Linked DNA regions of Homo sapiens: region 2 is linked to region 1. Evidence: chromatin contacts called from ENCODE Hi-C data. All regions are on one chromosome and are shown on one strand. The core of a region is the stretch at or near the end of the contact, and the rest is flanking DNA. Distances in the headings are between cores, read along the strand shown.

Region 1 (3,354 bases), core at 28-2,527:
AAGAATGAGGGTAAGAAGTCTTATTACAAGTATCTCTAATAACTCCCAGTCATCAGTACAGGGTTCTAGCCAAGTTGGCCTCACTACCACCTGTCCCCACTTGTGCTGTGTTCACCTCTGTTTTTCTTTGTCTTCTCTCTTTCTAGAGGGCCTTCCTCCTCACTCTTCACTGGCTAGCCACATCTTACCCTTCAAGTAATCAAGTGTCAATTCTACCTCCTCAAGAAAACATGCTTCATCACAGCTGCTGGAAGTGATCTTTCCTCCTATGAGCCCCTGAAGCTCTTAAATCTAGCCCCCAAATCTGTCACATGCTTACCTCCCAAAGAAAAGCTCTTTCTTCCGGCATGCACCATCCTGTTCCTCCTTTTCTTTGTAATTCCTATCACTTACCAAGATTCCCTTATCGGGGGAGATGGAATTTGAGATGGGCCCCAAGTGTTGGCTGGATTTTATACATATGATGAAAGACGTGGAAGAAAATTCCAAGTCAAACATAAAAAGTTCAACCAAGAACTGTGACCTAAGACTGGGCAGGCCTTGCATGGGGTAAAATGAGTATCTAAGATGTTGTTCATGCAGAGCATGAGTCCTCACTCTTGTTCGGGTTGATGGAATATAATAAACTGGTGCGTACAATATCACATAAACTATCCATAACGCAAACAATTCTAAAAGAAAATGTGATTAAATAAAATTGCATACAACATTAAAACCACAAACATATTTCTTCAAAAAATACAAATCTGTCCAATTAGACTGTTTTTTTTTCCTCAACATTTTCTGTTTGCCACTTGCTCACTGATCATGTAACGGGCTGAAGCAAATTCCAAAGGTTTGTGGAGAGGAGATACAATATGGAAAGAAAAAAAATAATCAGAGAAAAGTTGATTCACTAACCATATTGCTTTCTGAGAACTTCAGGAAAACTCCTCTTTTTTAATCTATTCTAGAAGCTTGGTTGAGCGTCACTGATTTAGGGCAATAGGAGAAAATGAAGTTATACAGGTAGAGAGAGGTCAGCTCACTTGTACTAGTTTGGGTTCAGCCACAAATACTCAAGAGAGCATTTATTGCCTCCCCTCTGTGTGAAGTCTCGGAAGAATTTAATGTGCCTAAACACCCCATTCAGATATGCTGCTTTAAAATATATATTTCCTCCACTTTTCCCTAAACTATTTTCTTATTGCCTAGTTGACTGGTGTAACTGTGTAAACATTTGGCATTCGAGCTGAATGAGAATGAGATGAAATGGCAGCTCTCCCAGCCGTCTTATTTCACAACATAGAAGTAAAACTGGCATTGCAGAGAATGTCATAATTCATGTGTGTCAGTCCTGAGGTGTGTAAAAGTGGTTGGGAGCAGGAATGCCACAGCCTATTCAAAACCACAGATAAGAACAGATATTCTATCCTGTTGCCCAGAGTGACATCTACTGGATCAGCAAGTTCAAAACATAAATGCAAAACATTTCTCCCTTCCTTAAACAAAAGCAGAGAGGTGGACGTGCAAAGATATGTAAAAGATGGAAAGGCCAGTGGATCCTAGAAGTCTATTTGGGCCCAGAGTCTACCCAGTAACTGGAATGCTGATGTACCAGCTTCTCAGGAGAAAAGTCTTTGGCCACTGGAAGAGAAAAAGTTTCAGAACAGGTAAAAAGGAGAGAAACTGGGATAATGTCATACTTCTTTTTTTTTTCCTTTTGAAGGCAGAACACCCTCTCCCAATCTAAACAGTAAAGTTACCAACTTCCTAATCTTACCAAAAAGAGAGCCAATTTTCCTGTTGAGAGAGAGGTAGCAATGTTCAATCTGCCAAAACTAAATGAACCAATTAAAGTGTACAACTACATACCACCTACCTAGCAAGAGGTCCACGCTGTCTACTAAGAGAACTGTGGCCTTGCTTCAACATTGAGTCTACTTTAAAAACAACAAATGAGGAGAGTATCCAGAGAGTTGCATATTTCCTTTTACAGTAATATTAAATGGCTATAATCAAGTAACAATAATCACATACACGTCACATGTTTTAAATAGGCTAAGGAGGATAGAGGTACAAACTGTGATTTCTGCCTCTTAACAGCTTATGACCTTCTTGGGGGTAAATGACACATCCACACACAAAAGTAACCAACACCGGGTAATGAGTGTTCAATATCATGTGAGAGATCACAGTTACTTTTCCTTCCATCTGTTCTTCATTCTGTAGGGTCTTTTCTTTCTTAATCTTCTCCATCCCTCCAAAAAACTTTCAAATATGAATGCTTATTGAAAAATAATATTTTTACCCTTTCCTTATAAATACTACCTTCTTCCTTTTACACTCCACTTTCTTTAAAGACTAACATACCTTACTGTCTTCTCCTCGTCTAGCACAAGCCCCTCAACCCACTGCAATACGACTCTGGCTCCACCATCTCACTGAAACACAAACTCTTGCTAAAGTAGAAAATGACTTCCTAGTTGTCAAATCCAAAGGATACAGTTCACCGAAGTTTAATTTAATGTCTCCTTGCTTATGATTTTCTCTGTCTTGGCTTCTAAGTCACTAGTTCTGATTTCACTACCTCATTGCTAAATTCTCCTTCTAAGCTCAAGTAGTCCATCCACAAGCATTTCTGTGAAAGACTGTGTTAGACACTGGGGACATGGAAATGAACAGGTTGCTTTTCCTACCACTGATTTCTCTTCCTCCAGATCATCTCTTAAACACTTGTGGTCCATGGGTTTTTCTGTCCTCAGAACTCTTATGCAATAGTCTCTCTAAAAGGAGCTTATCCAATTTCACTGGCTGCAGCCTCTACATAGATTTTTCTTAGACCTGTGTATCCAGGTCTCCTTTCTGCTGCGCTCCAGTCCTTGGTTTCCAACTACCAACTAAACATCTCTATCTGAATATCCCAAAGGCATATAAATGCCAACATTAAAAGCTGGATTCATTATCTTCTTTGCTAAAAACTTCTCTTATGCTCACACTAGAACCTTGTCCTCAACTCACCCTCTTTTTTCTGTCACATCCAACTGAATAGTGTGTTCCATTAATTCTATTAAAAATTGTTTTAGCAAGGCATGGTGGCTCATGCCTGTAATCCTACTGCTTTGGGAGACTGAGGTGGGAGGATCTTTTGAGCCCAGGAGTTCAAAGCTTCAAAGAGCTACGACTGCATGACTGCACTCCAGCCTGCATGACGGAGCAAGACCTAGTCTCTAAAAAAAAAAAAAAAAAAAAAAAAATATATATATATATATATATGTAGTTTTGCCCCTCCATTAAAAAGTGGGCAAAGGACATTAAACACACATTTCTCAAAAGAAGACACACAAGCAGATGAGAAATATAAAAGAATGCTCA
Region 2 (3,489 bases), core at 497-2,996, 240 kb after region 1:
AGCAGGGTTGCTGAATCACAAGGTAGTCTAATTTTGATTTTTTGAGAATCTCCATGCTGTTTTCCATAATGACTGTACCACTTTGCATTCCCACCCACAGTGTAAAGGGTTCCCTTTTCTCCACATCCTCCCCAACATTTGTTATCTTTTTTATATATAATAGCCATCCTAATAGATATGTGGTGATATCTCATTTTGGTTTTAATTTGCATTTCCCTGATGATTAATGACTTTTTCACATACTTGTTGGCTGCTGAGGCTCAGAAAATGATACTCCAAAGTGAAGACCTCAGAAGCAGCTTCAGAAGCAAAATCCCTTTCTGACCTCCTCCTGTCTCTCAGCCTCATTCTCTCCCAAGGCTAGCCTTAAAAACTAGAATCCCTGTTCTCTCCAGGTGGGTCATAGACACCAGAACCCCTTTTCCCCAAAGCCAACATAAAACCTAAAAATACCACTCTAACTTTCTCCCCACCTTTCTCTGTAAGAACAGACATAAATAAATAATCTGACCTACCTTGACTGTAGGTCATAAGACTCCCATTCCAGAGAGTGTCCTCCCTCAGACCTGGAAATTAAAAATGCTGCATAGAGCAGCCAAGGAGAATCTGGACACAGGCCTCGCTTGGTTTTCCCCAGCCCCCCAAATCAGTCTATTACTATTAGATCATACTCCTTTTTGTCCAATCACATTTCTACATGACAGTCTCTACTTCATCAAACCTAAGCCCAAAATCGGATAGCCTCCCCTGTATCTTTGGGTCTTCATTCTGAAAGATTCTGTGTCACAAAGAAACTTGATCAAATAAACTTCTTACGCTTTTCTCTTGTTAACATGTCTTTTGATATGGGGTGTTGGCTGTGACCCTTATGATGGGGAGGCAATGGATCATACTTTTTCTGTCGATACATAATCATTTGTATGTCCTCTTTGGAGAAATGTCTATTCAAGTATGTAGCCCATTGTTTTATTATATTATTAGGTGTTTTTGTTGCTAAGTGAAATAAGCCAGTCACAGAAGAATAAATACTACATGCTTCTACTTATATAAGAAATGTAAAGTGGGCTGGGCACGTTGGCTCACACCTGAAATCCCAGCACTTTGGCAGGCCAAGGAGGGCGGATCACCTGAGGTCAGGAGTTTGAGATCAGCCTGGCCAATATGGCGAAACCCCGTCTCTACTAAAACTACAAAAATTAGCCAGATGTGGTAGTGCCTGCCTGTAATTCCAGCTACTCCGGAGGCTGACACAGGAGAATCTCTTGAACCCGGGAGTTTGCAGTGAGCAGAAATTGCGCTACTGCACTCCAGCCTGGGTGACAGAGAGAGATTCTGTCAAAAAAAAAAAAAAGATTTGTGAAGTGGTCAAACTCATAAAATGGTGGCTGCCAGAGGCTGAGGACACAGGGAGGGAGAAATGGGAAACTGCCAATCAGTGGGTATATACCTTCAGTTATATGACATTAGTAAGTCCCAGAGATCTGCTGTAAAACATCGTGCCTATAGATAAAAATATTGTATTGCATATTTAAAATCTGTTAAGAGGAAAGATCTCATGTTTAAATGTTCTTATCACAATAAAATGGAAAATATATTTTTAAATATAAAATAAAAAACAAAAAACAGAGGAACAGAGTGAGTCTGCTTTACCACTACTGAATGAGAAAGATGATGAGCAGGGACAGTAGGGAGAGCTGACTAAGCAGCAGTGTGGGCAGGGCCCACGTAAGTTCTGCAGGCTGAGTCACATTTTCAGATCTTATTTAAAGATCTTATTTAAATAATTTGTAAGACTCTCCTGGTTGTTTCTGATGCCTATAACTAAGCCTTAAATGACTAGCATAAAAGCAGTATTTAGTAGAGCTGGTATCTCAGGGAGAAAAGTCACCATCTGCCCAGAAAAAAAGGAAATAAGGAGACTCAGCTCACAAGGACAGATTTCTTTCAAAGGTCAGCTACAGCGTTGCAAGCAGAACTCGTTTGCCGTACCCATTATCTATATTGAGGGAGTGTGGCTTTGGCCATATTTGTATGATTAAGGAGCTAATGAATCACCTTGCAATAGCTGACCTTCGAATTAGAACTGCTTGATAGTTCCTGTCAGAGTCAGTGGTTTGCAAAAAGCAGCTGCTTATAAGTAGTCAACGTAATAAGCTATGTTTACTAGGAGCTTGGACCAGAATGCATTAAAAAAAAACAACAACAACTTTAGTTGTCGAATTCTCAAATAGTTATAATATTTGTAACTTATTTATAAGTGGAGATTTTAATTTATAGAGTATTTCCCCAACATATTTTCTTATAAGATTCCATACTTAATAGCAACTTCAATTATTTTTCAACTGCATCATCTTAAAGTTCTTTCCAGCATAAGAAACTTTGGCATCGTATTCATAATAGGAGAGACTTTAAAATATGATACTATAAACACTTTGGCACCATAGCTCCTTATTGACATAATTTAAATGGACTGTAAATATTTAAAAATCCAATATTCATCTCTCAGTATTAAACTAAATTTAAAACTAGAAAGGAGAACAAGTTTCCAGTCAAAACTGGCCCCTTCATTTTTCATATTCATAAAAATGAGAGATACAAGTTTTGCTCCATGGAAATGCAACAGTAGACTATTGTTCTGAGACTAGGCTCAAATCACCTCCAATTCTAGCCAGGCAATTTCCATAACATCACACAGCTTCAGGTGCCTCATCAGTGAAATGAAGTTAACATCTTTCTTATAGAGTCGTTTCAAGGACTGGATGGCAAATTGTATGTGAAAGAATCTAGCAAATTAGTATTCATTTGACAAATATTTTTAAATCTACATCTATCTACTCTTAACTTTTCAACATGCAAGAACAAATAGAAGCCACAAAATTTCTTTCAACCTAGAGAAGGGCAGCCTCTTGATTTCAATACCTTTCATGTCTTGAATCTGTTCTTCACATCTTCTGAAACCCACACAACATCCACTGGCACAAATCACTTTATTAAACATTGCTGCTTTTTGTAGAGCTGAGATATCCACTTAATATCAAAGAAAGACAAAAGGTGTTTTAGGAGTTAAAACAGAAACTTCCAAGAACAGCAGATGTGACTTACTTGTCTTTAAAGCACTGACACACGTAGAAAGTGCTCTGAGACCTTTGGTGTGAAAAGAAATATCTAATCAGCCACTCTGAACCTCATCTTGAAAGTTAATAATACCCCCTTCACAATGCTATTGGAAAGACCAAAAGAGAGAATATGAAAATGTCTGCAGCAGTAGCTGGCCTGTATGTGGCATGTTATTTGAATCACTGACTTGAATCTCAAGCATTCTCCATATAGCTGGCAAACTAATAAAAACAGCCTTCCTCAAAATTGTTTACAAATCAAAATGTGTCTATTATGTATTAAAAGTATTAATATGGGTGATTTATACTATATTCAGGCTTTCATATATGTATATAATCATTACCTTAAGCAATCTATGTAGCTGACGTATAT

What was found. Hi-C counts contacts between places; a loop is a spot of excess contacts on that map. Pooled maps may share reads with other maps.
Region 2: a map of PC-9 shows a loop between it and region 1 (2.2-fold over the local background). The contact joins two enhancer-like sites. A Hi-C loop is called at or near these places in 4 of 168 maps with a recorded cell type or tissue (MCF 10A, PC-3, PC-9 and 1 more) and 2 of 50 pooled maps.

The regions. Positions count from the first base shown.
Region 1 is chr2:53,200,939-53,204,292 of GRCh38, forward strand. All of the region lies in intron 1 of LOC105369165 (a long non-coding RNA gene), which reads right to left. Among named protein-coding and RNA genes, the nearest start is that of MIR4431, 500 kb to the left of the region's middle. Within about 2 kb of position 1,278, at least 2 of the 41 ENCODE cell types and tissues checked have a DNase peak (open chromatin) inside an H3K27ac peak, as active enhancers do; they include PC-9, where a contact is called at or near this core.
Region 2 is chr2:53,443,850-53,447,338 of GRCh38, forward strand. No RefSeq gene overlaps it. Among named protein-coding and RNA genes, the nearest start is that of CHAC2, 320 kb to the right of the region's middle. Within about 2 kb of position 1,747, at least 2 of the 41 ENCODE cell types and tissues checked have a DNase peak (open chromatin) inside an H3K27ac peak, as active enhancers do; they include PC-9, where a contact is called at or near this core.